2 separate regions of the Homo sapiens genome follow, and region 2 is linked to region 1. A link is a loop called in an ENCODE intact Hi-C map of the cell type or tissue named here. Cell type or tissue: mammary epithelial cell. All regions are shown on one strand. Links, peaks and the distances in the headings refer to the core of each region. The heading gives the core; the rest is flanking DNA.

What was found. Hi-C counts contacts between places; a loop is a spot of excess contacts. Peaks named below come from ENCODE experiments on the same cell type or tissue, not always from the same donor. Only the 100,000 strongest peaks of a DNase experiment are listed, where the experiment ranks them.
Region 2: it touches region 1 in a loop (13-fold over the local background); 2 of 110 quality-filtered maps call a loop at or near these places.

Annotation. Positions count from the first base shown.
Region 1 is chr19:31,104,253-31,120,820 of GRCh38, forward strand. It overlaps LOC124900621 (a long non-coding RNA gene), which reads left to right. Exons shown (of 3, transcript XR_935901.2): 2 at 14,985-15,096. Among named protein-coding and RNA genes, the nearest start is that of LINC01791, 55 kb to the right of the region's middle. In mammary epithelial cell, for the core only: a CTCF peak has its summit at 6,285; no DNase peak of the experiment used is centred there.
Region 2 is chr19:31,222,657-31,239,224 of GRCh38, forward strand. It overlaps a transcript of TSHZ3 not described here. Among named protein-coding and RNA genes, the nearest start is that of LINC01791, 63 kb to the left of the region's middle. In mammary epithelial cell, for the core only: a CTCF peak has its summit at 9,752; no DNase peak of the experiment used is centred there.

The DNA.
Region 1 (16,568 bases), core at 3,232-11,231:
TCCTCACCCTGGGTGAGGTGAATGTCAGCATCCAAAGTCCCTGCACTGCTAAAGCAGGGTCTCCTATAGTGTCAGTAAATCTCCTCTGACTGCCCAGCACTCACTTACTCAGAGAAACCACAGAGGCTCAGGTCAGCATTAAGGACTCAAGTGGGTGGCTTCTGAGCCCAGCCTGCTGTTTCTAGACCCTCCTTAGGCTCACACCAGGTGGGTGCCCGGGCAGAGCTAGGGTGGGCTGGCACCCGAGAAGGAAGGGCGGGAGGCTCCTTAGAGTGAGCTCCTCGGCTCGCCTCTGCTTCCTGATTCATCATGTTTTTTTATTAGCTCTCTTTTCTCTGATAAACCTTTGCAGAAGAGGCGCTCTTGGAAACAGCTGGAGCAAGTCCCTTCAGCAGGTGGAGTTTGGCAGACAGGTTCCCAGATCCAGCCACCAAATCGCTCAAGCTCCCACTTCAATGAGGGGAAAAGAGAGCTGCAACATAAAGCAGGCTCTGCTTTCCCACCTCCTTGTTTAACTCACCCAAGAATAAACGCAACAAGCTGAGCGTGGAGAGGCTTCTGCTCTTCAACAATGCAGTGGGTCCCAGACACCCCGTTTCTACCAAGGAGATTATTGTATTTATTTTATTTTATTTTATTATTTATTTATTTACTTTTGGCAAAAATTCTTCTTGAGCTATCTCTTACTTTCTTTTTTTCTTTTCTTTTCTTTCTTTTTTTTTTTTTTTTTTTTTTGAGACGGAGTCTTGCTCCATCGCCCAGGCTGGTGGAGTGCAATGGCGCAATCTCAGCTCACTGCAGCCTCCACTTCATGGGTTCGAGTGATTCTCCCGCCTCAGCCTCCCTAGTAGCTGGAATTACAGGCACTTGCCACCTTGTCCAGCTAATTTTTTATTATTAGTAGAGACGGGGGTCTCACCATGTTGGTCAGGCTGGTCTCGAACTCCTGATCTCAGGTGATCTGCCCACCTCGGCCTCCCAAAGTGCTGGGATTACAACCATGAGCCACAGCGCCCAGCCCTCTGTCTTTCTTTCTTTGCTGTCTTTTTTATGTTTTGTCTATTCAATGAGGGAGTGCAGAGAAGGCTTTGCTTGGAGCAGACACCTCTATGCATTCTCCTTTCTTGCCTGAACTTTCTCCCGCTTTCTGCACTCACTCTGTCCTCCTTCTCATTGGCTTCAACCTGCAATCCAATGCAAAAGAAAATGGGAAAATCAAGGGCTTTCTTTTCCATTATTTAATGTCTTGTTTTTAGATTTTTAAAATTCTGACCTGAAATTTGAAAAGACATTGATACAGCACCAGTCATATTCTGTTTTAAATTCTCATCAGAATTTGTACTCATGTCGGGGCAAAGCTATGAGGAGATGGCCAAGGAGAAGTGCTCAATGCCCCCAACCCCAGCTTTTCTTCCCCAAGACAAAGTTTGGGCTCCATTTCCTTATTTCTTTCCATTTGTGTTTTTGCTTTTACATGATGATTGTGGGAAGTGGCTACAATCAGTGACAACCAGCAAGGTAGGATGCTGCTGCCCAAAGCCACAGCTGACCCAGAAAGACACTCCCAGATTATTGGCAGCAGCGGTATTTTAAGAATTTATAGAGTGGAGGTAAAAAGGGCTTTCTACACTATGAAGTGGGCGAGTTGGTCTCACTCTGGGCGGGAAAATTTATTTCAATTTGCATGCCAATTGTGATGGATTGGTAGTAATGGCCTGGAATGCTGAATTCAGGAGGGTTCACTGGCTATGCCTGTGCTGAGCAGAACAGTGGCCTCCCAGGGCCAGTGACTTTGGCCACTGAGCTAATGGGAAGGAAGGTCCCTACCTATTTTCCTTCTGGGGCTAGAATCTCCGAGCTCATTTTCAAATCTAGGCAAGGCATTCCAAAATCAAGAAACACTCCATAAGTCCATACCAGATACAGTAATCAACTTATTTAGCTTTCTCTGAGCCATCGTTTTGGCAAATTGAATACTCTATGGAAATTGGTTTTTTTCATGGGACTTCACTGCCTCCCTCCCTCACCCCCTTGCACTATTGCTGTAAAGGATGCTGAGATATCAGAGTCAAGCATTCAGTTGTTTCAGTTTCTTTGATGGTGATTAGCAAAATAGAATATGTGTATCCTTCAAGGGGAGATACAATTCCATGAATGACGATAGTTGCATTTTCTTTGACATCTTTGTAGCTGCCATATCCATTTGCACCACAACCTGTATACACATTTAAAAAAAGACAAAAGGAAAAAGGTAAACGATCATGAGATGTATTTCCTGTAATATTTAATAATCACATTGAAACACTGACATGCATTGCGCTGCATTTACAAACCTCTGTTTCCTTTGAAAATTACACCCTAGCATTTAATTCACCAAAATAACTCATTTTATACAGCACAACAATGTAGTAAAATAACTCATCTCGAATATGTGGATATGAATAGATTTAACACATCTGCATTGAACAAAATGAATTAATCTAAAAGCCGAGAAACTGCTGTTCTCTTTCGAGAGTTACCGATTATTTTACCATTCCCTTCAGTTTACTTGTTTGTTTTTGTTAAATTACTTTTGGAATTAGGAAATGAGGAAAGCAGAAACACTAGTTAGGTTTTTCTCTACTTGGAATGGAGAAACGGGACATAAATAATCATTTGCATTATACCTTATTTCTTTAAAAATTATATTTACAATTGTGCAGAGACCAAGGAGAGGCCTCTGTTCACTGTGGGCTTCTGTTTAATCTTTGGAAAATACTGTATTTCCATTACAACCCTCTCCCAAAAGAAGTCTAGATATTAAAATTATTTTTTGAAGCTGACTGTAAAGTGCTAAAAACAAATCAGAGTTCAAGTGCATTTCAGGGCTCCCCCCTGGGAGGATATTCACTTGTAGACGTGGAGCCCGTCTCCCGAAAGAGGAGATGCATATGTGTTCACTGCATCTGAATTCTCGCACACGGGGCTGTGGGCTCCACAGTGCAGCATTCCCAAGGCTCAGTGGTTATTTCTGGCCCTGGCCGTCTGGGCAGGCACAGGCATCACGAGGAGAAGAGCCCATCTGTGCTGATGGTTTGGGATGGAGTGTGGTGACCCAAACCCACAGCTGGAAAGATAAACCCAAGCACACTCTTCATGTGGGGCACAGGTGCCACAATCTGGGTGGCTCTGACAGTTCCTGGGTCCTGGAGGGCCTCTCTGATGCAATTAACTTTGAGGGCAACCGGCAGGATCTACTGGGCCCCATTCCTACTAACTCTACAGCAAATGCAGCCAGAAGGTCTCCCTTCCATGAGCTGGGACAGAAATGGAGACCACCTTTGTGCGGAGGGATATAAAAAGGCAGAGTCCCCAAATCTTCAGATGCAGAGCCTTCAGGTCAGAGTTTGCAAATGGATCCTATGTCCCCTTTCTTGCAGAAACCACATTGGGATGTAGCACCCACCACTTCCAGTTTCAGGCTCTGCAAAATGGAGACAGTTTGTGCAGTCACTTAAGTGCAGAATCTTTATCTTCACGATTTCTTGCCTCAGACATATACTCTACTATACTACTATAGCTTCCCTTGTAGGAACTTTTATCAGTACTCCGGTCTCTCTGGAGTCTTTCCAAAGCCTTCAACTTAGTTTTCATAGGGAAAAAAAAATCTAATTTTTCACCTCTTATTTGATCAATGTGCACAATTTATTAAATTGCATAATGACAATTACAACTAAAGCAGGTTTGGGAATAAACTCATCTGATTCCTGGGAAATATTCAGCTCACCCAGTGCACCCCCCCTCCTACCCCAACCTTGAGCACTCAGGACACTATGGGCCTCATCATCCAGGGCATCTTCTAGAAGGAATGGTGGCTCTGGCTACCTCTGAGTTGGTCAAGAGAGGGCTGGTTAGGGGAGTTTCTAAGATCGACCAGATATGATCTAGGAGATATTCAGGCTATGGGTAGGCAAGGTGGGGACCATGTGACGGGCTTTCCTACTAAGGAGTTTAGAGATTCTCCTGGCAGTAATAAGGAACTGCTTATCGTTTCTGGGAGAGAAGGAAGCAATTTCATCCAATTTGCCGTCTGGAAAGCTCACTGGGTTGCAGTAGGGAATGGACTGGATTATTGTTTCTTAGCCTTTCTCCCGCCCTTGTAATGGGATTTTACACCCATAGCTTTCGTGAGGTGTGTGCCTTTGCCATCTCTCCCAGTAGAGTAGGTGGCTCTTTGTCTTTGGACTTAGGCATGTGGCTGCTTTGGTCAATGGATGTTGGGGGGACATGAGGGAACCACAGGCTTTGCCTGTGTCTGGGGGACTTGGCTGTCACTCTATCACTCCTGCAGTCTGCCAGGAAAGGAACATGCCCAAGGTGGTCACGTTCCCTTCAGCCTGAGCCTTGGAATGAGAGGTAAAGGAGCAGACCTGAATCTGACTTGCAGCCTGGAGCAAAGTTGCCGTATCCGACCCACAGGCCCAGTGAGAAATGCCCGTTTGCTGTGAGCTTTGTAACAAACAACCCTCAGCCCTCAATGAGGATGTGGGTTGCAATTGAGCCATATTGCAGATGGCTGATTAATACAGAACTGGACAAGACTGAGTGGGATGGGAAGCAGGAAACCCATCACTCTCTCTCACCCAGTTGGGTGACTTCAGGATAGTCCGCGTCCCTCTCCAGGACCCATTTTCTTGTTGGCAAAGTAAGGAAGTCATAGTAGGTGATCTCTACGGGCCTTGCCACCTCTCAGGGGCCATAACGGAGCAGAAGAGGAGATAGAGCATCACCTTGCCCTGGCTGGGGTACAGTTTCTACAGGAGGGATGATTTCCGTCACTTTCACCAGGAAAGGGTCTTGGTCTTCACGTCGTTTGCAGTCCACAGGATGCCAAGACCCATTTGGCAGTACAAAAGGACATCCTGAAACAGCACATCCCAATGTCCCCAAAGTCACTGCAAGTCATTCCCATCACCCCGTCCCGTCCCCCGGGCTCCACTCACACAAGGTGAAATCTTGCATGCATGTATCCTAAATTCCTTGCCCTAGCTCCCTTCTCTGGTGCTGGGGGCAGAGCATTCCTAGAGAAGGTCTTAGGGTCTGTGGGGGGCTCCTTACCAGGCAGGAGACTTTCTGCCAGGAGCCAGGCCTGCAGGGAGCAGCTTTGGGGTGGGATTTTCGAGGAAGAGTGATTATCAGGGCATCGGTAATAAGGGGGGTGGGAAGAGCATGAGAAGAACAATGGAGAGGCCTCCCCGGTGCAGTCACTCTAAGGTATGTCACCTTCTCCGATGCCAGGGCCACTGTCAGAAAGGCAACTTCATCTAACTAATTAGCAGGGTTTGCCACTTTACAAATCTGCCGCGGCTTTCTTGGCACGAAACAGCCGCGGAGGCAAAGAGCTGTAGGAACCCATTAAAAATCACAGGGCTGAAAGAAAAGGAGGGCAAGGGGGAAATTTGAGATAAGAGGTGGGGGAAGGAAGGAAATTTCCCTGTACCAGGCCAGCTGCCGGCTCCCCTCTCTCTGTCCACATGCAAGCAGGAAGTGGTTAAAGTGATGGGAAGGGGAACCCACCCTCCTCTTGAGCTGGGCCTCTGATCTCTGCATCTGGTTTTTCCTCTTGAAGCACTCTCTGGTTTTAAAGTGGCTTTGAAGGAAGACTCTCCTGTGGACTGCAACCTGTCACTGCACCCTGTCATCCATCCAGTAATTAAAATCTGACTGATTTACTGACTGGTACCGACCATCATAGCTCTGGAGTTAGCTGATGTTCATCTTTCCCAAGGCTAAAGTTACTTGGTGAAAAGAGACCGCTTGCTCCCAAGCTAAGCTGTCATACAGCTGCAGTGGAGACCATAAAGATAGCTAACAGAGCCCTCACCAGCCATCTTTAGTTTATTTTATTCTAATATTTATCACCTCCCAGCAAATGAACATAATACAGACAAGTTAGGGAGAGGTGTGCAGGCTGATTTGTGGGTCCGGTGTGGCAGGCCATCTAAACACTGGACGGGCCACACTGAAGAGCAGGGCATCTCCCCGAAGGGCTGGCCAACCTACAAAGACTTGTGGGTTGGGGAAGAGTCTTGAGCTCTGAAAAGTGAGGCTAGCTGTGTGCATGGGAAAGGGTAAAGGAATCAGGGTCCCATCCAGGGGTGCTGAGTTTCCTGAGCCACCCAGCAGCCTGTGGGGTGACCTATCTTCTCCATCCTGTCCTTGCATAGTCTTGACTTTGCTATCACAGTTCCGGGACGTGGCCCATCCTGGCCCTTCTTGTGTAAGGTTACACCAGAGCTCCTGTGGGAGGCAGCCTCTCCCCACATCTCCAGAGCTGCTAGACCTGGGCTCTGCCCCCATGAACTCCCTGCCAGCCGGCTCCTTTTCTCCTCTTCTCTCAGGATCACTTATTCATTCATTTTGTGAGCGTCTGCATGGGGCCAAGTTCCACGCTAAGCACAGGGGTGAATTTGTATAGAACAGAACAGGCCTGATCCAGGCTTTGTGGGACTCACAGTTCGGTGGAAAGATGGAAGCATTAGACACATAAAGGCACAAAGAAGTGCATATTAATAGTGGAGGCAAGGGCTCTGAAGAAGCAGAGTGAGGGGAAGAGAGACAAGAGTCCACAGACGGAGCACCATGCAAACTGAGGAAAGAGTGTGGAGCTGCTCTCTGGGCAGGGCACAGACTAGAGAGAGGCAATGGGGTGCCCGGAGAGCAAATTGCAAAGAGACTTTGCACTCAGGGACCAGCACATGCAGGGCTGCAGCTGAGAGTGGGTGCCCCCTTCAATTTTCATTCTGGGAAGCTCACCCACCTCAGTCTATCTTGGCACAAATTGGATAATTGTATGTCTCTCTCTCTCTCCCTCTCTCTCTCTCTCTCTCTCACTCTCTCTCTCTTTCTTTTGGAGACACAGGGTCTTGCTCTGTTGCCCAGGCTGGAGTGCAGCGGTGCAATCATAGCTCACTGCAGCCTTGAACTCCTGGGCTCAAGCGATCCTCCTACCTCAGCATCCCAGGTAGCTGAGACTACAAGCATGCACACCACCACACCCAGCTAATCAAAATATATATATTAGGTAGAGACAGGGGTCTCCCTATCTGGGAGTTGCCCAGTCTGGTCTCAAACTCCTGGCCTCAAGTCATCTTCCTGTCCCGGTCTCCCAAAGTGCTGGGATTATAGCCGTGAGCACTGGGCATGGCCCACTTCTCATTTTTGCTGAAGCAAAGAGGGCTCCAGTACTCTCTGCAGGTCACTGCGTCTCCCAGCTGACAGCCATCAGCTCGCATGTCTTATAAATCACGAAACCACACAGTGATGCACTCATACAACTCCCTGGGCTGTGGGTATTAATTGTGCATGATGATGTTTACAGAACAAACCAAAAATCCATATAACATTACATATATATATGTATCATTTTTTAAACAAACATCATTATAACGTTACATGTCATATATATGTATGTGTGCATGCATGTATATACTTTTTAAAACAAACACAATGGCTGTTTTGTCAAGAAAATTAAGTGGGGGGATGTAGGGAGAAACATGGGGAGAACGTACAAGAGATAAGGAGTTTCCGGGGTCTTTGTTCCCCTTGCCCTCTCTGCTTGGGGAGGACTTCTGTCCTGCTGTTTCTGGGACAAGCAGTCTTTGGAGGATGGAACTGGGGTTGGGAATACCTTCAGGGCTTGGAGTTGGATCAGATAAATCCAGATGAGATAAACTAATATGAGATATTACAGACCATCTGGAAGGACTAGGAAGGGTCACAGAGCAAGTCCACAGAGAGCAGACAATGAGAAGGAGCAGGTTTTCTGACCCTTCCCGGGGCTCTCCTCACCACCCTCCAAAACTAAGGGTTCATTTCTATTGTGTTTGCTTCCTGTTGTCCTTAAGTCAGAGCAGTGATTCTAGGTCCTCGTGAAACCCAGAACATTACGCCTCCTAAGCTAGACATCAATAGGAAGGACACCTAAAAACTGGAGACCACAGTACTTCTCCACCACCAAATATGCAGCCTTCACAGTCCCAACTACCTCCTTACATGCTGGTGCAAATCGGGCGTTCCACTCAGGTCTGAGGGTGCCACCAGCCACCTGCACACCTGCGCATGCTCAGTGGAGCTCAGTGGAGCTCACCGGAGCAGTCGTGTCTGCCAGACAAAAGCTATGGCTCTTGGGAAGAGAGGGAAGATAGCGACACAGATCCAGTTACTAGCAGGAAGCCCAGTTTGTTCTCCCGATTCAGTCCCAAGCATCCCAAAGGACTTCAACTTCTGGGGAGCAAAGGGCCTCCTTCACCTGGTTAGAAAACCTCGAGGGAAGAAGAACAGCGGGTGAGAAGAGTGGAAGGTGGTGTTTTTATTTTGAGTAAATCAATTGGCTAATCAGGGTGGGATTTTCCATCTGGGAGTTGAAAGGGCAAAAGGAGAACAGTTAATTTTTCAAAACTTCACTTTAAAATACAAGCCCCCTGTTTGTGAGCTACATTTGATGCAGAGTCTAGGCGGGACATCAAGAAGTGGCGTCAGGGCCAGAACTAGCATAGTTTAAAAGAACAGCAAGTAAATTAAGACAATTAGGCATTCTTAATGCCCAGGGATTTTTTTTGTGTGTGTGTGTACATTTTTCTTCCAAAAGAGCCTGCTTGCAAGACAGAATTTCTTCTTATTTTCTTTCTTTCATTTCTTCTTTTTTTTGCATTCACACTCTGGATTTTTCCTTGTATTTCTCTTGGGGAATGCATAGTTTGGTCCTGACTAGGGTGGGTACCAGGCTGTCGCTGGTAGGGAGCCTGTCCTGTCCTAAATGGCTCTCAAATGGAGTGGAAGGGGGAAGGGGGAAGGGGAGGACTTTTTAAAGGTACAAATTCCACCAACTCCTGGAGACCCCAGGTAGAGGTCAGTAAGGTTAAGTGAGATAAAAAAGTGAAAGCATTTCTGGAAATTCTTAGGAAGAAAGGTGCTAGATAAATTCTAGCTACATTTATGACTATTTTTATGGCTTGGCTTGTAACACTGTGGGTGGTCCCTGGACACGGGGCTCATTCATTCAGCTCACAGGAATCATGAGGTTGAGATCTGCAAACAGATCTGGCTCTGGAATGGTGGATGGGATGGGGAGATGGCTCCAGCAGACACCTCACTAAGGGGGCAGGAGGTCACTGTAAAACAGGAAGATCAGCTGTCCAATGATGGAAGGCACATTTCTCAAATGTTTCTGACCGTTACCCATCTAGACTCAGGCACACATTCACCCTCCCATTCCCATTCTTCTGTGGTGAGAGATCTGGTGATAACAAATGGAGAATAACAAAATCAGCCAGTTGCTAGTAACACACATAAACTGTGTATTATTTACTCTATGAGAGATGAAGATAAGCATATACACATTTGGTTTTATTTTATAAAACAATGCCTCATAAAGTAAACACTAGCCCAGCAATTTTATTGCATTTACCTTGATAATATGTTGCAAGCCATTTAAAGAGAACAAATTCACTGACAGACCATCACCCATGAAGTATGGCTATACAAGCACAACAGTTTGGGGATAAAGTATAAATTGGTTTTAGCATTAGGAGCAAAGATGATTCATACGGAAATCACAATGCAAACAGGTCTTCAACTTAAATAACAAATTTTAATTTAGAGGTCGATAATACTTTTAGCCAAAAATGTGTTCCTGTCTACATTGTAGGGTTGAGGAACAAACTGCAGCAAACTGGTAAGGATGCAAAGTTTAATGTAATTTGTAAATTGTAAAAGCAAGATCGGCAGCTTTGAAATATCACGATCTACTCAAGAGACCAGTCATAGAATGACCTTCCAGAAAGTCCTATACTCTGTATGGGGCCAGGTGCACCAGAAACTCTGCCCTGCTGCCATCCAGACTTGGTAGAAGAGTTCTCCACATACTCTAGTATATTCTTAATTTTTATTTATGAATTCTTCATTACATTAACCCAAGAACCTTCCTAATGGATTACTAATAAGTAGCTCTAGGTAACATGTGAATCTAAAAGTGGTTGTAATTCACCTGTAATTCACCAGCCCAGGACAGGATTCATCCCCTCATGTGGATAGTGGTGGCCTTAGGGCAAAAGTAACAATTACCGAAAAGAAAGTGTAAACTAAGGGTTATAGGAGTTTGGAGGAAAGAGGATACTTTTGGCTGGGTGGAAGATGGGGAGCAGGGGATAACAGGGATAATAGCTTAGGGGAAGGGCCCTCCAGGAAAACAGACCCCCAGGAGCAAAGTCTTGGGGTGAGAAATGAACAAGGGGAGAATGAGTGACCCTGAGTGGCTGGAGAGGGGTGTGTACAAGAGGAAATCATGGGCTGGAGGACTGGTCATTATCTAATGGATGATGCTCTGTCTATGGAAATCCAGCCAGGCACAGAGGCTCATGCCTAAAACCTCAGCACTCTGGGAGGCCAAGGTGGGAGGATGGCTTGAGGCCAAGAGTTCAAGATCAGCCTGGACAACATAGCCAGACACTGTCTCTACAGAAAATAAATGAATAAATAAATATAGTTAGCCAGACATGGTCATACATGCCTGTGGTTTTAGCTACTCAGGAGGCTGAGGCAGGAGAATCACTTGAGCTGGGGAGGTCAGGCTGCAGTGAGCCATGATTGTACCACTGCACTCCAGCTTGGGCAACAGAGCAAGACCTTGTCTCAAAAAGAAAAAAAAAAAAAGAAGAAGAAAGAAAGAAAAGAAAAGGAAAACACAAACTAGAAATCCAACTAAGTGGTATATTTGCAACATAAACTCTTCTGATTCTGACACCAGGAACCACGTTCATGCAGAAAGCTTTGCTTAGTTACTGCCGCACCCCAAGAATAACCTGGGCACAACTGCAAGTGGACATGCACAGTCCAGAGATACAGTGAAGATTTAGTTTCCCAAAGTGATAGACTTTCCTGTCCAGAAAACCTGCAGCAAGATCCCAGTATAAGGATCGATAGGGACTATAGCTTAGGAAAACCTCTTTAAGGAATATAAGGACTTTAAAATCTCATTAAAAGGATTACACCTTAGGAAACCCCACCCCCTAACTCAGGGCCCAGGGGAACTTCTTGGAAAGAGTTTTGTAGAAGCAATTACTTTGGGGGCTTCAGCTCCTTCCAGTCACACAGCAGATTAGGGGTGGACACAGAGTTGGAAAAGAGAAAAATCAAATAAATGAGTGGGAATTAGAGGGTTTTTTTTCTTTCTTTTTTTTTTTTTTTTGACATGGAGTTTCGCTCTTGTTGCCAAGGCTGGAGTGCAATGGTGCCATCTCGACTCACTGCAACCTCCACCTCCCGGTTCAACTGATTCTCCTGCCTCGGGCTCCCAAATAGCTGGGGATTACAGGCATGTGCCACCAGGCCCGGATAATTTTGTGTATTTTTAGTAGAGATCGGGTTTCACCCTATTAGCAAGGATGGTCTCGATCTCCCGACCTCAGGTGATCCCCCCGCCTTGGCCTCCCAAAATGTAGAGCTCTTCTTTAAAGTCTTGTTCAATATATTGAAATTTTTCCTGTATCAAACCAGGAACCTTGGAATAAAGAACTCTGAGTGAATCCAGTCTCTACCAAGTACTGGCTGCATACAGTTGGGAAAGATAGCAACACCATCGGTACTTTGTTCTCTTTCCTACAAAATGGGAGGGATGGCAACCACCCTATAGGGTTCCAGAGAAAAGCAAAGGGACTAAGGGGTGAGGAGGTCTTCAGTACACTCAAAGCCTAATGCAAATGATGGGTGTGCTCATGCCTATGTCAGTACACCTCTCAACAAAGAGAAAGAAGAATACTCCAGGGCCTTTTAAGCACACACTGGATCCTTGTCCTGGACTTAGAGAACAAGGCAGGGTAGAGGTAAGACCTGAAACCACAGTCCCCATTATGAGCTCGCCTCCTAAGGACATGCTGTTGCTTCCCCAGAATACACAAAGACACAGCTGACTTATGATGCCTTGATTTATTTTTAAAATTTATTTCTATTTTATTAATTTTTATTTTATTTTGAGATAAGTTCTGACTCTGTTGCCCAGGCTGGAGTGTAGTTGTGTGATCATGGCTCAATGTAGCCTCTACCTCTTGGGCTCAAGAGATCTTTCTACCTCAGCCACATGACTTGCTGAGACCACAGGCATGAACCACCATGGCTGGGTAATTTTAATTTTTTTTTTAAATTTTCGTGGAGACAGTCTCTACCAAGTACTGGCTGCATACATTAGGGAAAGATACCAGGGTCTGGCTATGTTGCTGGTCTTGAACTCCTGGCCTCAAGCAATCCTTCCACCTCAGCCTCCCAAAGTCCTGCAATGACAGGCACTGGCCTAGTTATTTATGTATTTATTTATTTTTTTTTTTTAAGAGAAAGGCCACAACAGAAGGGCTGTGTTTTCAACCTTATTAAAAAGCAGGCAAGGGACATGAACAGACACTTTTCAAAAGAAGACATACATGTGGCCAGCAATCATATGAAAAAAAAAAAAAAGCTAAGCATCACTAATCATTAGAGAATTGCAAATCAAAACCACAATGAGATACCACCTCACATCAGTAAGAATGGCTATTATTAAAAAGTCAAAAATAACAGATGCTGGAGAGGCTGTGGGGAAACAGGAACATTTACACACTGTTGGTGGGGTGTAAATTAATTAAACTATTGTGGAAAGCACTGTTGTGATTCCTCAAAGACCTAAAACCAACTATCATTTGATCCAGCAATCCCATTGCTGGGTATATACCCCAAAGAATATAAATCATTCTGTTATAAAGACACATGCACACAAATGTACACTGCAGCACTTTTCACGACAGCAAAGAAACGGAATCAACCTAAGTGTCAATCAATGGAAGACTGGATAAAGAAAATATGGTGCTTATATGCCGTGGAATACTATGTAGCCATAAAAGAGAAGATCACATCCTTTGCAGGAATATGGATGGAACTGGAGGCCATTATCCTTAGCTAAGTAACACAGGAACAGAAAACCAAATACCACATGTTCTCACTTATAAGAAGAAGCTAAGTGATGAGAACATATGGACACATAGAGGGGAACAACACACACTGAAGCCTATCAGAGGATGGAGGGTGGGAGGAGGGAGAGGATCAGAAAAAATAACTAGTGGGTACTAGACTGAATAATCTGGGTGACGGGGCCGGGTGAGGTGGCTCACACCTGTAATCCCAGCACTTTGGGAGGCCAGGGCAGGCAGATCACCTGAGGTCAGGAGTTCATGACCAGCCTGGCCAAAACAGTGAGACTCCATCTCTACTAAAAATACAAAAATTAGCTGGATGTGGTGGCACATGCCTGTAATCCCAGCTACTTATGAGGTTGAGGCAGGAGAATTGCTTGAACCCGGGAGCTAGAGGTTGCAGTGAGCCAAGATGGTGCCACTGCACTTCAGCCTGGGCCACAGAGCTAGACTCTGTCTCTAAATAAATAAATAAATAAATAAAATAATCTAGGTGATGGAATAAGATGTACAACAAACCCCCATGACACGATTTACCTATGTAACAAACCTGCACTTGTACCCTTGAACTTAAAAAAAAAAGTTAAATAGAAAATAAATAAATAAAATAAAATCTAATGGAAAATTGGATAAAAAAGAAAGAGCAGTGTTTTCAACAACACTCCCCCATGTTATCACACTGAGCATTGTTTCCAAATTGATTATGTTCTTTAATCAAACACCACACTAGCATTCTTAAAAGCACTGAGAACAAAGCACTAAAGAGTTCTCTGCCACAGTTTGGCTTTTCTTTCAATGTCTAATCAAATCTCACATATTTCCTACTGTCTCCCCAGAGGAGTTCTGGGAACTTTTCTTTATATTCTCATCACATAACCCACCCCAAGAGACAGGAAGGGAGAAAGGAGGATGGAAGAAACGAAAGGAGAGAGGAAGGGAGGAAACAGGATAAAGAAATGCAGATGGGAGAAGGTTAGAATGAAGGAGCCAGCATCACTGGACTGAATGTCCCTGCATCCCTGATCTGTTCAGTGGGACACAGGCAGCCAGGGAGGCAGCCCAGGAGCCTCAGAGACCGCTGGTAGTGGTGTCCTCCTCAGCACTTCTTCCCTGCCTCCCGCACACCTGAGGGTCAGGCCCTTGCATCTAATTGGACAGCTGGGTTGGTGAACGTGGCCTGTTCTGCCAGCCGCCTCGTCGGCCACAGTGACAGCTGTATCACTTCCCTGATGTGAGTGGGCGCTGAGAAGCGTTGACACATGATCAACTTCCCTCTAATATCCTTCAACCAACCTGACAGTTGTCCGGCAGGGGCTAGTCAGCTCGCCTGCCAGCCCTCACCGAGGCATTGTGGGACAGCTTCCTAAGGAATACAGTCAGGAGAGACTTCAAATGAGGCCTTTGTTTTCCCCTAGTGTGCTAACTGGGGAATTGATTCAAATCCTGAGGGTGATGGCTATGATAGGGGCTGCTACATAGGGCCTGGAGGAATGTAGGTAACAGCAAATGATAGCATTTGAGAGGGCCACTCCATCTTGCTCTAAGACTAGCTGGGTGGTCTCGTCGATGCAGGATGTGGTTCAGAGGAAGACTTCTATCAGGGATTTGCAGTTCCATAGCAACACACGCTTTTTTTTTTCTATTCTCACATATCTTTCCATCATGTAGTTTAAGGTGGAAGAAACACTCTCTCGTACCAGGAAAAGTTTGGAAGCCTCAAAGTTGTAAGCAGAAACGTCTCTGTCTTTCCCGATGACAGCCACAGTCTGATGGCTCTATCCTGCTGAGCATCTTGTCATCACCCCTGCCAAGTCTCTTAGCCAGGGGGCCCCTCTCTCTCGCTCACCCACTAGCAGGAAGGACAAGGCTAAGTGGGGATCCAGGAAGCATGGGTTCACTTAAGGCTCTGTCGCTATGCTAAGTGAGGCCAGAGACATCTTGCAGCATTGATGAAGAATCTGGCATCCAGTGACTGTCATTCTTTCCTCTGGTTCTGACATTCTCCAGATGTCCATGAGCAGGAGACGAGGACAGCAGCAAACTCCAGCTTAACATAAGATGGAGAGGCTGTTGGGATTTCTGAGGGACCAGAGATCTTTTGGCTGCAACTCAGAGGAGGGTAAGAAAGGAGGGCTGTTACTACCGGGATGTTGGGGTGGCTCAAGGAACACATTCGCCAGAATGCAGCTGGGCTTCAAGAACAACAGAGGCCAGACATTCCAACACCACCAGTGGCCTCTGTCTCTTATTCCTTTTTAACTCTGAATGTTTGCTTCTCAGCCCTACTCCCTGTTGTTGCCATTTAATTTTTCTTTGTGGTTAAAACAAAACAAGTTGCCAGCACCCCCTAAGCTTCAATAACTACAGTGCAACTTAAAAAGAAAATAATGGCCTCTTTCACTCAGTTTCACGTTTAAGGTTCTCAAGAAAGCACATGATTGGCTCAGCTTGATTGTGGGTCCTTTGCTGAGCCAATAAACTGTGGCCAGGGATTGTGTCATGTGGACAAACATGGCTGCTCCTTGGGAAGCAGGTAGATGGTGGGTGGTGAGAGGCGTTCCCAGAAGCACAAAGTACTGTGCTGAGGAAGCCATGGCTGACCCATGCTGGATGGCTCCTATGCCCAAGGAGGCTCTATAAGAAAGTTCACTGATGTCAGATCAAACATGGAATTTGATCTATGTAAGATTTGGTTTAAGGTTGTGATTGTGGTTAAAATGTCATTTTGCTCAGCCTGTGAGACATAATTCAGAAACATTACCCTCCAAAGAAGCCAGTGAGATAACTAAAAATTCAGCTGACACCCATGAAGAAGGAGCAGAAATGACTCTTTGGGGATCATTAAGCAAACCTGTCTCCAGACCAGCTGGGGCAAACTCAGAAGGCAAGAAGCCAAGTTCATTCTCCCTGTGGTCCTTGCCTGTTTTCCATCCTGTCTTCTGTTCTCCAAGTGGGCCCATGGAGTCAGCTGGCTTCCAGCCCCATGAGTTCCCGCAAATTGAGTAGAAGCCAGCCCTGTGGTCAATGGCTGTGGCAAGAGGCCTATGGAGGCTTCCATGACATGCTAAAAAAAAGGCTGGCTTAGTTAGCAAACATGGCCCTGGGGAGAGGACTTGTGGATTTGGGATCTCACCCTGGCTGCTCCAGTGCAGAGAGGAACTCATGGAGAGGCCGGCAGAGGAAGTGAGCAGAGCTAATGTTCAATTACGTGCAGGCAAGCTGTGATCAATGTGCAGAGAAGAGGCCAGGGGACCAGGCTGGGAGAGCTGCCAACCGCACCTGTGAAGGAATGGTCAGGAACCCTCCCACCCTGGGATGCATTCCTGGCTTTTACCAGTTATTCAGGTTCTAAAGAAGTCACCCTTGAGAACTGTTTGTGACCACTTCAAAATTACAAGCTTCCCACAAAAGTCTGATTTATGAACAATCTGTTAGATATTTGATTCAGAACACCTTTTCGGAATTAATTAATCTATCTGAAGGGGGGGAAAAAGGTGTTTTCTTTTTAAACGTCAAGTTTCTGTCGTGGCCATTTTCTATGCAGAAGAAAGAATCTTTTGATTAAAGTCAGAACTTCTCCCAATTGGGGTT
Region 2 (16,568 bases), core at 5,132-13,131, 120 kb after region 1:
GGGCTTAGCACAGGGACTTCCTTCATAGGAGGTACTCGGAAAATATTTGCTGAATTGAATGGAGTTAATTTGAATTATTGAATCCAGGTAAGTGGCCTTGGTAAGTCCATTAGCTTTGCCCTGGGAATCTCGTCTCTTGTCCTTCTCCATTTCTATTTTGCCATATAAACATGACAGAGAGTGATTCAGTAGTCTTCCCTATTCACTTCAGAGGGTTAGAAATGAGATGTGAAAATGACAGCAAGAAGACATGTCAATAATACCCATGTGGGGTCAGCGAGTCTCCCGCTGCCTGCCCAACCTTTGCAAGAAGAAAGCCATCAAGGCCACTTGAGTGGATCTCACACAATTCCCTTGACTCAAGATGACCATGAGGCTCAGGAGGTTGGCAGCTAGGATTTCTGTTGAGAGGGCATTAGAGATTCCATGTCCCTGTCACACTGATGGAAGCCCTGTTTCTCTTGGACATCTGAGCCTGTAGATTTTTCCTCTGCTCATCTCATGGAGCAGAATTTGTTTTTGGTGTACACTTAAAATATTAGGGTCAGCTAATAAAATAATAAGAATCAAAGGTTTACCAACTCATAAAATATTAAGTCTTTAAGGCTTATCTGACACTGTAGAGCCCTCTGTATTTGTGGGGCCTCATGTGTATACCTTCTCCCAGGTAGGTCTGTGAATGATGGACTCTAATTTTAGTTCTTATAACGTGTGTGTGTGTGTGTGTGTGTGTGTGTGTGTGTGTGACAGAGAGAGGGAGAACTAAATACATTATGTACATCTGAAAAGTCACCAAAGACAAGAAAAAAAAAGTAGGTATATATTTAGCTAAGTGTTCTGTGGATTTTTTTTCCTTTTGAAAAACTCCAGTACAAGTGTTCAAGCCAAGTAGAAGCCTTTCACTCCAGTTATTTATTTATTTTGCTCTCTCCTTTGGAAAGCGATGCACATGTATTATGAAAAGCAAATATTATACTCTTTATTGTCAAACAAAGTTTATAAGGTTCGTGTGTCAATGATGGGGCCAAGGACCTCACACAGAAAGTTTCCTGTCCTGGAAGAATTTTTCATGGAAGATAAAATATGGAAAGTGGGGGGAATGCTGACTGCCAGCAAATAGAATCCTCCCACTCCTAATGGCACCCGTGGGGTTGGATGAGCTCAGGCCTTGACTGTCCTAGCTGGAGCGGGGGTGGGGGTGATGGGGGTTCTTCCCTATAGACTAGCATGGGCCACTCAGTGAGGGGAAGGACCACAGTGGAAGTTGAAGGGTGTTTACTCAGAGGAGGCTACTTGCGTCCAACTCCTTGCAGCTCTAACATCCAGATGCACTCGGCAACCAGGCCTTTGGACACAGGAAGTAGAAGCAAGGTGATGAAAAATGAAAGGCATTCTTTGGCCTTGGAGCACACAGGCATGGAATCCGGTAGGAGTACAGTTACTATTTACAGGAAACTGGCACGGAGATATAACTTTTGCTAGACAGGTTGGTGCCATTGTGTTCTGGCACCATGAAAAGCATTAAATAAGGTTTACCATTTGTCTAAACCATGCTGTATGCACTCTACTTTCTGATATGTATTGCTTTCTCCAACTGGGAGTTTCACTAAAGTCCCTCCCTAGGGAGTAGAGAGCGGGAGTTATAGTCAACCATGGTTAATTTGTGCTTTGTGCTTTGTTTATCCAAACCATATGTCTAGATGGTTGTAATTCTGTGTCATTGGCTGTGTAATGCTCTCTGTGCTAAGATATCTGTAAATAGCAACAGCTCAATGCATAATCACGTTGGTATTCTGAAGGGGGAAAAGGAAGTTTCAAGTGACGTTTGCTGTGAAGACAACCACTCCAATGATGTCTCCATACATGTCTCCCAGGACATAATCTCTTAAGTATTAATCATGCAGACCTATGTGGATGGCACAGGACCTCACAGAAGCCAGACGTGGTGGGTCAATGCTACCTCCAATTCTAATACTCTAGCCTTAGGGCTTGAGGACACTCTAGATATTAAATCATATCATTGCTATTCAGCAGCCCCAGTAAGTAGTTTGTGTACCAAAGAGAAATCCTTTTATGTTGGTGCTAGAAAAAATTAAAAACAATAAAACAAGGGGAATCCACCAAAATTTTCTTTTATAATATTTTCATTTAAAAACTTTATTTGATTCACCAGCTTTCTATCAAGAAAAGACATTGTGCTCAAGAGCTGGAGGTGATAAAGTCCAATGTGAATTTCTTAAATGGCAAATTACCAGCCAGGATGAACACACAAAGGCTTCAGCTTTTATGTACGGCCTAGAAGCCCCAGGGCCCCTGTTCCCCCTGAGCACCCAAGAGCAGCTTCTGAACACTGCAATGTGCTGGCTGGAGGCCTCTGGAGAAGAGGAGGCCAGACCTGTGAATTATGGCAAATTCTACTGCACCCTGACTTCAGCAACCTCCTAAATCAGAAAAGGGGGCATTAAAAATGTTTTTCCTTCATGCAAATGCTGCCATTCATTTAGAAGTGAGGCCATGTTACTTCAGGTGCCCATAGAGCATGATCATTTGAGCATCCCGAATGGCATTATAGGAAGCCTGGCCCCAGAGTCAGCCTCAGACGGTGGAGATGTGACAATCTCTTTGAAGTCCCAGGGAATGAAAGGAGTGGTCTGCAAACAAGCCTAGGGGGATAAGCTGAATATATTTCCCCCAGCCTTGGCAGAGACGCTGCAATCCATAGCTGGCTCACATTGCCACACACATCTCAGCCTGTCACATTGCCCAACAGTCTTGGTGCATTTCGTTCACCAACCCTTTTACCACAGCAACATGTTCAACGCATCTTATGGCCTCAAACCCCAATCTTGGCATACAGCCTTGTCCTGCACTTTATGGAAAAATGAGAAGCCATCGTATAGGAACAGGAGCATCTCTTTCTTGCATGACAGAATCTATCGGCCCATCTGCACCTCCCCATCCTCCCCCACCTTCCTTCAGTTACAAAGGTGAAGTTCGCCCTTCTCCTTCCTGAGGGGCCTTTTCCCTCCTGCCTTCTGACAGTTTCCATCAACAGATATCTATTCCTTTGCTTACAGTTTCCACTAGTCTCCCAGTCTTAAAATTCATTTCCTTTGCTCTCACTCATTTTCCTCCTGCTGTTGCCTTATCTCCTTACCCTTCCCAATCTGGCTTAAAAGCGGTGTGTCAGCTGGGCACGGTGGCTCATGCCCGTAACCCCAGCACTTTGGGAAGCCAAGGTAGGTGGATTGCTTGAGGACAGGGGTTTGAGACCATCCTGGCTAACATGGTGAAACCCTGCCTTTACTAAAAATACAAAAATGAGCAGGGTGTGTTAATGGGCACCTGTAATCCCAGCTACTTGGGAAGCTGAGGCAGGAGAATCACTGGAATCGGGAGATGGAGGTTGCAGTGAGCCAACCTCATGCCACTGCACTTCACCCTGGGCAACAGAGCAAGACTCCATCTTAAAAAAAAAAAAAAAGCAATGTGTCCATATGATGCTGTCCCCAATTCCTCACCTCCTTTCAATCTTCAACCCACTCTTTCGACTCCTTCAATTCCACTTCTTCCCATACCATTTGATATGGTTTCTGTGTCCCCACCCAAATCTCATCTTGAATTGTAGCTCCTATAATTCCCACGTGTTGTGGGAGGGAACCAGTAGGAGATAACTGAATCATAAGGGTGGTTTCCCCCACACTGTTCTCATGGTAGTGAACAAGTCTCACAAGATCTGATTGTTTCATAAGGGGTTTCCTCTTTTGCTTGGTTCTCATTTTCTCTTTGCCTGCCACTATGTAAGGTGTGCCTTTTGCCTTTTGCCATGATTGTGAGGCCTCCCCAGCCACATGGAACTGTGAATCCATTAAACAACTTTTTGTTTGTAGATTACCCAGTCTCAGGTATGTCTTTATCAGCAGCGTGAAAATGGACTAATACACCATTCCATCAGAACTTCCCTGCTAACCGCTCTAAATCCTATATTCCATTCTTGCCTTCCATCTGAGCACCAACCACAAGTCAACATCTCTACTTGAACACCCTGTGTTCAAGACATAAGGTGACCATATGTCTTCATTTGCTCTGGGAAGTCTCTATTTACATGTGGTGTCCTGGCATAAGTAGTCACAGCACCCCTTTCAGACTCAAAAACATCTTAGACAATAAATTTTAAGGTCACATATATTAGCAGATATAGGCATCTGTGATTTGTCTGTCCAATCTGTTTATTTCCTTATTTTCATTTTTTGCTTTTAGAGAACTATCCCTTGCAGATACTTTTTCTTTTTTCTTTTTCTTCTCTTTCTTTCTTTCTTTCTTTTTTTTTTTTTTTTTTTGAGATGGAATTTCTCTTTGTCATCCAGGCTGGAGTGCAGTGGTGCCATCTCGGCTTACTGCAACCTCAGCCTTCCAGGTTCAAGCGATTCTTGTGCCTCAGCCTCTCAAGTAGCTGGGACTACAGGCCTGTGCCACCATGCCTGGATAACTTTTTGTATTTTTAGTAGATATGGGGTTTCACTATGTTGCCCAGGCTGGTCTCGAACCCCTGACCTCAAGCCACCCACCCGTCTCAGCCTCCCAGAGTGCTGGGATTACAGGAATGAGCCACCACGCCTAGCCCAAATACCTTTTCAAAATTGTCTGGTCATATGACAGATCTACCCAGAATCAGATTGGTATAAAGAGAGTTACTGAGTCAAAAGTGGGTCAAGACCATTCACACCCAACAAATTTTGCTGACACAATTTGAGGAGGAAAAAAACCCTATTTTCTCACTGGAATTGCTATGCTGGTAGAATAGAATAGAAGCCTGAAGAGACTGGGCCAACTCTGCCACCAAACTTAGGGAGAGCCTGCTAGAAGAGAAAGGCAGCACAGTGAAAGCACAGCTTACAGCAACAGAAGGGGGAAGAAAGAGAGGATGGGAGGGAAGAAGAGAGAGATCCCTAATGCCAATGTTGAACACCAGGGGCTGAAAATCTGTTCCACCTGTGGGCTTTATATTGCGTACCCCAAAACTCTTCTTTTTCACTCAGTAAAGTTGGAGGTAGGTTTCTCTCACTTAATGACAAGACATCCAGGATCTACACAAGCATGCCTTGAACTCAGCTCCAGGCAGTCCTATCCCTGCTGTCCCCAAATCTATTCCTACTCCACCTTTCAAATCTCAGCAACCATCCAGTTTCTTCTGCCAGAAACCTTGGAATCATCTTGGACATCTTCCCTTCTCTAGCGCCATCATGAAATCTTATTGGTTTATTTTTATGACCAACATATGTGTAAACTCTGGTTCCTTCCCTCCATCCACACGGACCCCCAACAAGTCCATAAAACCATCATCTTACCTGGGCAACTCAACAGCCTCCCAGTGGGTCTTCCCATGGCCATTCTCACTCCTAACATTCTCCGTGGAACATCTAGAGTCATCTTCTTAAACTTCAAATCTGCTTATGGTGCACAAGGCCATGCTTCACTGGGGAGCTGCAAGGAGAGTAGAGGGAGCATTGCCAAGTTAAGTTAAGAGCTTCAAGACATTATTGAAGCTCTTGTAATTCCTGAATTCACCAATACAAATTCTATTTCAGGCTGGGTGTGGTGGCTCACACCTGTAATCCCAGCACTTCTGGAGGTCAAGGTGGGCAGATTGCTTGAGCCCAGGAGTTCAAGACCAGCTTGGGCAACATAGTGAAACCCTATGTCTACAAAAATTACAAAATTTAGCTAGGCATGGTGGTGTGTGCCTGCAGTCCCAGCTACTCCAGAGGCTGAGGGGGGAGGATCACATGAGCCCCGGAGGCAGAGGTTATGGTGAGTTGAGATCACACCACTGTACTCCAGCCTGAGTGACAGAGTGAAACCCTGTCTAAAAAAAAAAAAAAAAAAATTATTAGAGACAATATTAGCATGGTTCCCAAGAATATGTGTCTTATTTTTCAATCATTATTTGCTTTATTGTGTTTCAATCAGAAGCTTAGGGTCAAACTTTCTTCCTTGAGCTGGGATATTTGAACACTGAAGGTTACTAGCACCTTCCCATGGACAGATTGCAGAGAGTGGTGTTCAGATTTTAAATAAAAATCTCTACCAATGCTGCCAGGATGTTAAGCAGAGCCTGCACAGAAGGATTGTACATGGGTCAGTGACTGCAGGGTCATTTGTAGACCCTGGTATTTGAAGTTTCCTACAGAACCTTCCTGGAAGTGAGTGTTCTCAAAGGAGGGGCATGCACTACCTCGCCACTCTAATCTTAGATCCTAACCTCTCTCCATCTCCTCCTTCCTCAAAACAGACCTGTGGGTTCCAAATTTGATTGAAACTGAGTCCAGTAATATTAGTCCTACCTGACTGGGATGCTGTCCTGACCCAGTGGTTTTAGAAGGGAGTTTTATAGAAGAAGATATGAGAAGGGTAAAATTAGAGGGGTGCATGCATGTTCCTGAAAGAGAAGACTAAACATTGTAAGGGGGCCATTGCCTCAATTTGTGTATAAGTCTATTATAATTCCAATCCAAATTTTAATAAAGTTTTCTTTGAAACCTGACAAAATGATTCTAAATGTTGTCTGGAAGAATAAATGAATAAAATAATCAAGTAAAGTTTGACCAAACAGAAAGATTAGAAACATTTGCAAGGACATTAAGATAGATTCTAAAACTACGACAATTAAAATAGAATGTTATTGGACCAAGGATGGGCAGGTAGAAAGAACATTAAGAATCTATTCCATAATAGGAGAGCTTTTTCAAGTCTCTGGGGGAAATGATGCGGGGACAACTGCGAAACACTAAAGATAAATTGATTCATCACTGCTTCACACCACATCCTAAAATAAATGTCAAGCGGATTATAAATTTAAAAATACATATACAAATGAACTAGAAGGAAATATAGGTGCATGTTTATCTGATCTTGTAATGGGAAAATCTTTTAGGTAGTGTATTACCATAAAGTAGAATCTTGATGAAATTGATCACATGTAAATTCAAATATTCTGCCATAACTATATCTAAGAGCAAATAGGAAACTGGAAAAAGAAACTTGCAATGTATGTAACAAAGGGTTTACATTCTTAAGTCTCTGAAATGTCAATGTGGACAAAAGACATGATTAGAAAATTCACAAAGGAAGTACTAACAGCAAAAATATGAAAAATGTTTAACTTTGCAAGCTGTCAAAGATGTGCAAACTGAAACAATAGTGAAACACGATTTTTCAGCTATTACACTGACATTTTCTAAAAAAGAAAAGATTATGTAGAGCCTGGGAAAATGGGCACCCACAGATTGCTAGGATGATCCTAAAGTGATACAATTGTTCTAGAGGGTAACTTGGCAAAATTCTTTAAAATATGTGTAGTTCATTTACCCAGCAATTCCTCTTCTAGGAATTTATCCTCAGAAAATAATCATAAATAACTGCAGAAATTTATTTAAAAATGTTCCCTGGAAGGTTGTTTATAAAAGCAAAAAATTAAAAACAAAATAAACGTCTGAAAATATGCAGCTGCTTAAATAAAGTATGGTGCATTATAATCCAAGGTCATAAAAAAATCATACTGAGAATTATGTAGTGACTTCAGAAAAGGTTCACAATATATAGTTAAATGGGGAAAAAAGTTGCAAACCCATCTGTACATTTCATTTTTTTGTTTTTAAAAAATGTATGTATGTAAATATATGCATAGAAAAAGACTTTAAGAGGATAACCAAAAAGTTATCAGTGATTATCTCTGGGCGGCAAAAGTGTTGGTGATTTTCATTATTCCTCAAATATTCTGCAATAAAAATGTATTACTTTTTGTAACAAGATTCTTAAAAACATTAACTTTTATTTAAATCCTGCAGAGAAGTCAGGTATCAAAAAATGGTCTTCAGGAAGCTTTTTCGGGGAAATTCTTACAGCCAAAAACTGGGGAATTGCTGGGGAAAGTGGTCAGACCTAAATGCAGCTGAGCTAGGAGAAGACAACCCACCTCTCAGGGCCACGGTCCTGGAGTCAGCAGCCCCATCACTACCCCTGCTTCCCATCACTGCTTTTTTTTTTTTTTTTTTTTTTTTTGAGACGGAGTCTTGCTCTGTTGCCCAGGCTGGAGTGCAGTGGCCCAATCTCGGCTCACTGCAAGCTCCGCCTCCCGGGTTCATGCCATTCTCCTGCCTCAGCCTCCCAAGTAGCTGGGTCTACAGGCTCCTGCCACCACGCGCGGCTAATTTTTTTTTGTATTTTTAGTAGAGACGGGGTTTCACCTTGTTAGCCAGGATGGTCTCCATCTCCTGACCTCGTGATCCTCCAGCCTCGGCCTCCCAAAGTGCTGGGATTACAGGCATGAGCCACCGCCGCTGGCCCCCATCACTGCTTGTTTTATGAGTCATGGGATGGAAAAGTGATATGGACTAAAAATAATAATAATGAGGATGATCACAATAATAATGCAGATGATAATATATTAATAGAAAACTGACATTTATTAAGCACTTGGTATTTTCCAGACCCCAAGCTAAGTGCTATACAGATAGCATCTCATTTAAAGCTCACAACAATCCATTGGCAAAAGGATTATTGCCTGGGATTCATAGAGAAAGAAAACTGAGACCAGGATGGTGGCACGATGATGTGATTCTCCCACACTTTCAGCTCTCAGGAGGCCGAGCGGAATTACAAACATACCTGAGTCTGATGCCAAAGCCCCTGGCTGATCTACATTGATTAGGTGCTTACAGGAGCATTTTTCCAAACCCACATGCCCCGATCCCGACTTCACCACCCAGGCCTCAATTTCCTTTGTGATTCAGCCTCGTATTATGTAGCCTGACTCCACTGTGAAAGATTTGTGGCAGTTGCATGATGTATGAGGTGCCATTTGTAAAAATATTATTTAGTGTAAAACATGATGTTTTTTCTCCTGATTTACAAGTTGGATTTATAAATCTGCACTTCTCACTATCTGAGTTATATATCTTGCCTCTGATTTATAAAACTTGCCTGTAAATCTTCCCAGCAAAGTTTTGATTCAGAAATCATTATTTTAAGAATTAGATTTAGTTAAAACATTCAGCTGCTTTATAGGGGAGGAAATGGATTTACATAACTCCAACCGGAGCTTACGGATCCTATAGCAGCTTCACAAGTCGTGCCTAGGAATTCCTAAGGAAAATGTTTTGATTTAAGGGCATTCACTTCACACTTTAGCTACACCTGACTGATTTATATCACCAAAGCCATACAATGATGATCCATTTTATAAAAATCCCACTTTTCTTTAATTCCAGACCCTGATTTATATGCCCTGATTGGGTATCTGTAATGCTCTCAGTCACAGGCTCCTCTGCCCTAGAGCTGGTCTTGGGGAAAAGGCCTAAGAATCAGGGATGGTCAGAATAAAGGGAAATTTCACCTCCTTCTTGGTTTATCTCCCTTATTCCAAGGGAGCCAAAGCAGGTTGCCTCCTGCCCCTGAGCTAGAGCCAGCTAACCCTGGGGGAGCGTCTGTAAGATGCCACAGCCTTCTCCAAGAATGTGGTGGGTTCTCTCCATCCCTGCTGCTCAAATGAAGAGCGGATTGCTCCCAAGTAGAAGAAATCGCCAGTCCAGAGAATCGAGGACATGTTTGATGAGTAATTGCTGGCTGAAAAAAAAGTCAATGAATAAATGAACGCTTTTTAAAGAGCAGAGGCCAACAAGCAGTGATCTGACAAATAGTATAAATGAACGAAAAGGGAGGGTGTGTGAGAGCCTTGTGAGAGGCTGCTCCAATCTGAACAGGGTGGCTGTAGCTCAGCTCCACCTGGCTGTGGTTAAGTAGGATTACTTGCCCAGTATTCCCACATGTGGCTTTCCAAGGCAATCCTGAAATTCAAATGTTTATTTTAAATGACTTATTTTAAAAATCAACATTGTGCAGGTTTAGTTTAAAATAGCAAAATACACACATTTTAAATGTACAGGTCAATGGCATTTGAACAAAGTACACACTCATGCAACCACCACCCTGAGCAAGACATAGAATGTTTCCATCTTTCCAGAAATCATCCTCTTGCCTCTTAAAGTCAGTGACCTCCATCCTACCCCCTGCTCCAGTTAACCGCTGGCCTCATTTCTATCTCTACAGATATGTATTTTTTTCTGTTTTAATATAATTGGAACTTAATATAAATTGAATCATACAGAATGCATTTGTTTCCTGTCCTGTTTCTTTCACTTAGCACGCCTGTGAGTGAGATTCATCCATGCACGTATCCAGCATTTGTTCCTTTTTATGGCTGAGTAGTATTCCGTGGTCTAAATGTATTATAGTTGTTGATTCATTTCCAGTTGGTGGACATTTGAGTTCTTTCCAGACTTAAAACTATTATGAATAAAGCTGCTAGGAACATTCCTGGACCAGTCTCTTTATGGACATATGTTTTCATTTCTCTTGGGTAAAAACAGAGGAATGGAGTTGCTGAGTCATTTGGTGAGTGTATGCTTAACTTTCCATAAAGCCGCCAGACAGTTTTCAAAAGTGATTTTGCCATTTTACACTCCCTCCCCTCCCCAGTAATATATGAAAGTTCCAGTTGCTCAACATCCTTAACAATGCTTGGTCTTGTCAGTCTGTTTAATTTTAGTCTTTTAGTCAGTTTAGTCATAATTTAAGTCATTTAGATATAAAGTGGTATTCCATTTTAATCTGCATTTTCCCAATAACTAATGGCACTGAGCATCATTTCATTCACTCATTGGCCAATTGTGTATCTTCTTTTGTGAAATGCCTATTCAGAACTTCTCTTATTTATTAGTTGTTTGCCTTCTATTATTCAGTTGTAAGAGAACTTTGTAGACTCTGGATACTAGTCTTTGCCAGATATGTGCATTGCAAATACTGTCTCCCAGTCTGTGGTTTGTTATGTCTTTTTCTTGTCAATGTCTTCGGCAGGGCAAGCAATTTTAATTTGATGATGTACAACTGGTCATTTTTCTTCTTTAGTTAGTGCTTTTTGTGTTCCTAGAAATATTTGTCTACCCCTAAATTGCAGTTTTTCTGCTATGCTACCTCCTAGAAGTTCTACAGTTGAAGGCATTATGCTCCGAACCTACGACTCATTTCAAATTAATTCTTCAAAACAACGTGAGCAAAGGATTGAGGTTCATTTTTTTTCTACACAGACACCTAGTTCTTGTAGCACCATAGAAATCAGGAAGTGTGAGTCCTCCAATTTCGTTCTTTTTAAAGATTGTTTCAGCTATGTTAGGTCTCTTGCATTTTCAGATCAGTTTAGGGTAACTTTGTTAATTCCTACCAAAAAAAAAAAAAAAAGCCTGCTGAGATTTTGTTTGGAATTTTGTTGAATCTATAAGTCAGTTTGGGTACAAAGAACATCTTAACACTATCTAGTCTTCCCATCCACTAACAGGACATGTCTTTCAGTTAATTTAGCTCTTCCTTAATTTCTTTCAAAAATGTTTTATAGCTTTCCATGTAGAAATCTTGCACAGCTTTCATCAAATTAACTCCCTTCTCATTTTGAAATTTTATTTTCTAAATACTTGTTGTTCATAATAATTAACTTCATATATTCATCTTGTATTCTGTGACGTTGCTAAATTCATTTTTAGCTCTAGTAGTTTTTTTCATAAAATCCTTAGGATTTTCTATACGGATAATGATAACATTTGTTAATACATTTTTATTTCTTCTTTTTTAAATATTTCTCTCCTTTTTAAATTCGTTTGTTTATTTATTTTGCCTTATGGCATTGGCTAGGACATCCAGTACAGTATTTATGGGAAGTAAGGAGACTGAACATCTTTGTCTTATTCCCAGTCTTAGGGGGAAAGCATTCTGGCTTTAACCATTAACAATGATGGTTGCTGTATGATTTTCATAGATGCCCACGATCAGGTTGAGAAGGTTTCCTTCTATTTGCAATTTGCTGCGTGTTTTTCATCATGAACAAGTTTTGGATTTCATCAAACTCTTTTGCTGCATCTATCTACTGGGATTATTATATGATTTTTCTACTTTATTCTATAATATGTGAAATTGCTTTGATTTAATTTTTCCATGTTGGAACATCTTTGCAATACTGAGATGCAGTCTTCATATAGTGCTGAATTCAGTTTGCTAATATTTTGTTGAGGATTTTGCTTTGTGTGTTCATAAGAGATATTGACCTGTAATTTCCTTTCCTTCCAACTGCATTGTCGGCTTTTGATATCAGGATTGTGCTAGCCTAATAACATATGTTAGGAAGCAGTCACGCCTATATTTTTGGAAAAAGTCTGTGTAATATTGATGTTATTTCTTTTGTAAATCTGTGATAGCATTCATTGGTGAACTCATCACAACACCGAATTTCTTGTATGGGAAGTTTTTTTATGATAAATTCAATTATTTTATGTTTTTCCAGCTTTACTGTGGTATACGTTACAAATAAAAATTACATATATTTAAAGTATACAATGTGATGTTTTGAGCTATGTATATATCATGAAATGATCCCCACAACCAAACTAATTAACATACCCTTCACCTCGCACAATAAAATATTTTTCATGTGTGGTGAAAACACCTAAGATTAATTCTCTTAGCAAATTTCAAGTGTATGATACAGATTAATCTACTATTGTCACCATGCTGTACATTAGCTCTCCAGGACTTATGTATCCCAAATAACTGAGCCTTTGTGGGCTGTGACCAACATTTCCCCATTTCCCCCCAACCCCAACCCCTGATAGGCACCATTCTACTCTCTGTTCCTACGAGTTCAACTGTTTTAGGTTCCACATATAAGTGAGATCATGCAGTATCTGCCTGTCTGTCTCTACCTGACTTATATCACTTAACATAATGTGCTCCAGGTTCATCCATGTTGTCACAAATGATAGAACTTCCTCCAATGTGTGTATGTGTGTGTGTGTGTGTGTATCACATTTTCTTTCCTTCTCTTTTTTCTTTCTTTTTTCTTTCTTTCTTTCTTTCCTCTTTCTTTCTTTCCTCTTTCTTTCTTTCTTTCTATTTCTTTCTATTTCTTTCTTCTTTCTTTCTTTCTTCTCCTCTTCTTCTTTTTTTTTTTTTTTTTTTTTTTTAATTTGAGACAGAATCTCACTCTGTCGCCCAGGCTGGAGTGCAGTGGCACGATCTCTACTCACTGCAACCACGGCCTCCTGGGTTTGAACAATTCTCATGCATGCCTCAGCCTCCAAAGTATCTGGGATTACAGGAATGCACCAACACACCTGGCTAATTTTTTGTATATTTAGTTGCAAAGGGGTTTCACCATGTTGGCCAGGCTGGTCTCCAGTGATCCACCCACCTCAGCTTCCCAAAGGGCTGGAATTACAGGTGAGAGCTACCGTGCCCAGCCACGTATTTGTTATTCATTCATGTGTCAACGTATGTATGCTTAGGATGATTTCATATCTTGGCTATTGTGAATAATGCTACATGGGGGTGCAGATATCTCTTCAAGATACTGATTTCATTTCCTTTGGATCTATATCCAGAAGTGAGACAGCTAGGTCATGCGACAGGTCTATTTTAGTTTCTAGTTATTTTTAGTTTTTTGAGGAAACTCTGCACTGTTTTCCACAATGGCTGTACCATTTACATTCACACCAACGGTGTACAAAAGTTACTTTTTCTCCATATCCTCATCAACATTTGTCATCTTTTGTCTTTTTGACAACAGCCATTGTAACAAAGTGTCAGGTGATATCTCATTGTGGTTTTAGTTTGCATTTCCCTGATGATTAGAGACACTGAGCACCTTTTCATACACCTGTTGGCCCTTTGTATGTCTTCTTTGGAGACATGTCCATTTAGGTCCTTAGTTCATTTTTAATCAGGTATTTGGTCTTTATTGTTAAATTGTTCGAGTTCTTTTAAAATTTTGGATATTAATCTTTTATCAGATATACAGTTTGCAAATATTTTCTTCCATTCCCTTAGGAGTGTCCTTTCACTCTGTTTATTTTTTTCCTTTGCTGTAATGAAATCGGACCCTTATCTCACACCATACACAAAAATAAACTAAAAATGAATTAAAGACTCAACTGTAAGACCTGAAACTATGAAACTCCTGGAAGAAAACATAGGGAAAAACCTTCTTGTCATTGATCTGGGCAATAAGTTCTTGGCTATGACACCAAAAGCACAGGGAATGAAGGGCAAGTAATAGGTAGAATTGAGTCAAGCAAAAAGCTTTTGTACAGCAAAAGAAACAATCAACAGGCTGGGCGTGGTGGCTCAGGCCTGTAATCCCAGCACTTTGGGAGGCCAAGGTGGGAGGATCACCTGAGCTCAGGAGTTTGAGACCAGCCTGGCCAACACGGTGAAACCCCGTCTCTACTAAAAATACAAATATTAGCCGGGCGAGGTGGCACATGCCTCTAATCCCAGCTACTTGGGAGGCTGAGGCAGGAGAATCGCTTGAACCCGGGAGCAGAGGCTGCAGTGCACAGAGATCATGCCACTGCACTCCAGACTGGGAGACAGAGCGAAACTCCGTCTAAGAAAAAACAAACAAACAAAAAACAATCAACAGAGTGAAAAGGCAATTCTTTCAATACATTGGAGACTGTTCAATTTTTTATTGCCCCTTGATTCAGTTTTGGAATACACTAGTTTTAAAGTAATTTGTCTCTTTCACCTAAACTGTTAAACTTATCAGGCTGAAGTTGATTGCAATATGTCCTTATGATAATATTCCTCATTATTTCTTACTATTATTATTGCTTCTTATTATTCTTTAAAATATGCATATATTTTAAATTCTTCTAAATATGTATTAACATTCTACAGGATATGTATTAATATCCCCACTTGCACCTCTAATACTGTTTATTTGTTTTCTTTATTTTTTCATTAATTTGTCTTCCTAGAGATTTACTAATTTTATTAAGTTTGTTTTCAAAGAACCAACTTACGGCTTTGTTAATTTTCCCCATGTGAATGTTTACCATTCATTGATGTTTGTTCTTATTTATATTAATTCTGTCCTCTCTTTGCTTTGAGCTTATTTTCTTTTTCTGTCTATAAAATAGAAACATCAATAATTGGTATTAAACCTTTTTCTTTTCTAAAATAGATATTGCAAGCTATACATTCTTTTCGAAGTATTGCTTTAGCTGTACACTGCACCCAACAAAGTTTGAAATGTTAAATTTTCATCTTCATTTGCTTCAAATATTTTAAATTTATCTTGTAATTTTCACTGGCTTCTGAGTTATTGAAAAAGCTTGTTTTATTCCAAAATGTTTAGAGATTTTCTAGATATGTCATTTATATTGATTTCTAATTTAACGCCATGTGGTCAGAAAACAACTCTATCTGACTGCAATGTTATTAATTTTGCTGATATTTATTTTATGACTAGAATATTAGCTATTTTGGTGACCATTCCATGTGCATTTGAAAATAATACATATTCTGCAGGTGTTTGTGGTAGTTCTATAATGTCAATTATATAAAAATTGTGGATATTGTTATATTAATCTTTGACATCTTCATCTATGGTTTGTATATTTTTATTAATTACCAAAAGAGAAATGTTAAAATTTTTCTATCATTGTGGCTTTGTCCATTTTTCCCTTTATTTCTGTTAATGTTTCCTTCGTGAATTTTTTTTTTTTTTTTTTGAGACAGACTCTTGCTCTGTCACCCGGACTGCAGAGCAATGGCACAATCTTGGTTCACTGCAACCTCCACCTCCCAGGTTCAAGCGATTCTCTTGCCTCTGCCTCCTGAGTAGCTGGGATTACAGGCACTCACCACTACACCTGGCTAATTTTTGCATTTTTAGTAGACATGGGGTTTCACCATGTTGGCCAGGCTGGTCTTGAACTCCTGACCTCGAGTGATCTGCCTACCTTGGCCTCCCAAATTGCTGGGATTACAGGCGTGAGCCATTGTGCCCGGCTATGAATTTTGATGCCCTATGATAAACGGTATACATATTTAAAATTGTTCTACCTTGCTAGTGAATTGTTCCTTTAATCATTGTCTAATGCCCGTATTTATCTCTTACTCTTTGTCTTGAAATCCACCTTCTCTAATACCCATATAGCCACGCCAGCTTTCTTACTCTTATTGTTTGCATTGCATGTTTTATCCATCTTTTACAGTCAATGTCTTGTTATTTATTTTTAAAATGTGTCTCCTACAGATAGCATCGAGTTGGATCTCACTTTTTTTCCTAGTCAAAAATCTCTATTTTCATTGGGATGCTTAGTATATCTGCATTTTATTATTTGATGAGTTGAGGTTTAAGTTCATCTTATAATTTGATTTCCACTTCCCTAGCATGTTTTATAAAATTATTTCTATTGCTTATTTCCTGTATTCTTTGATAAATATTTTAGATATCTAATACATCTTCTCTTTTTTGTACTTAATTTTTGTGTGCTTGATGTAGGGCTACTAAAATGTGTTTTTTAAATTATCAGTCTATTTATAGTCAATATTATACCTCTTCACATTTCACACTTCCCTTCTGATACTTTATACTTCCTGTTTTACAATAAATATTTTTCCCAGGATATGATTTTTTTACCTCCTTATATCCTTCCTACAATTGCTATCCTATTTTT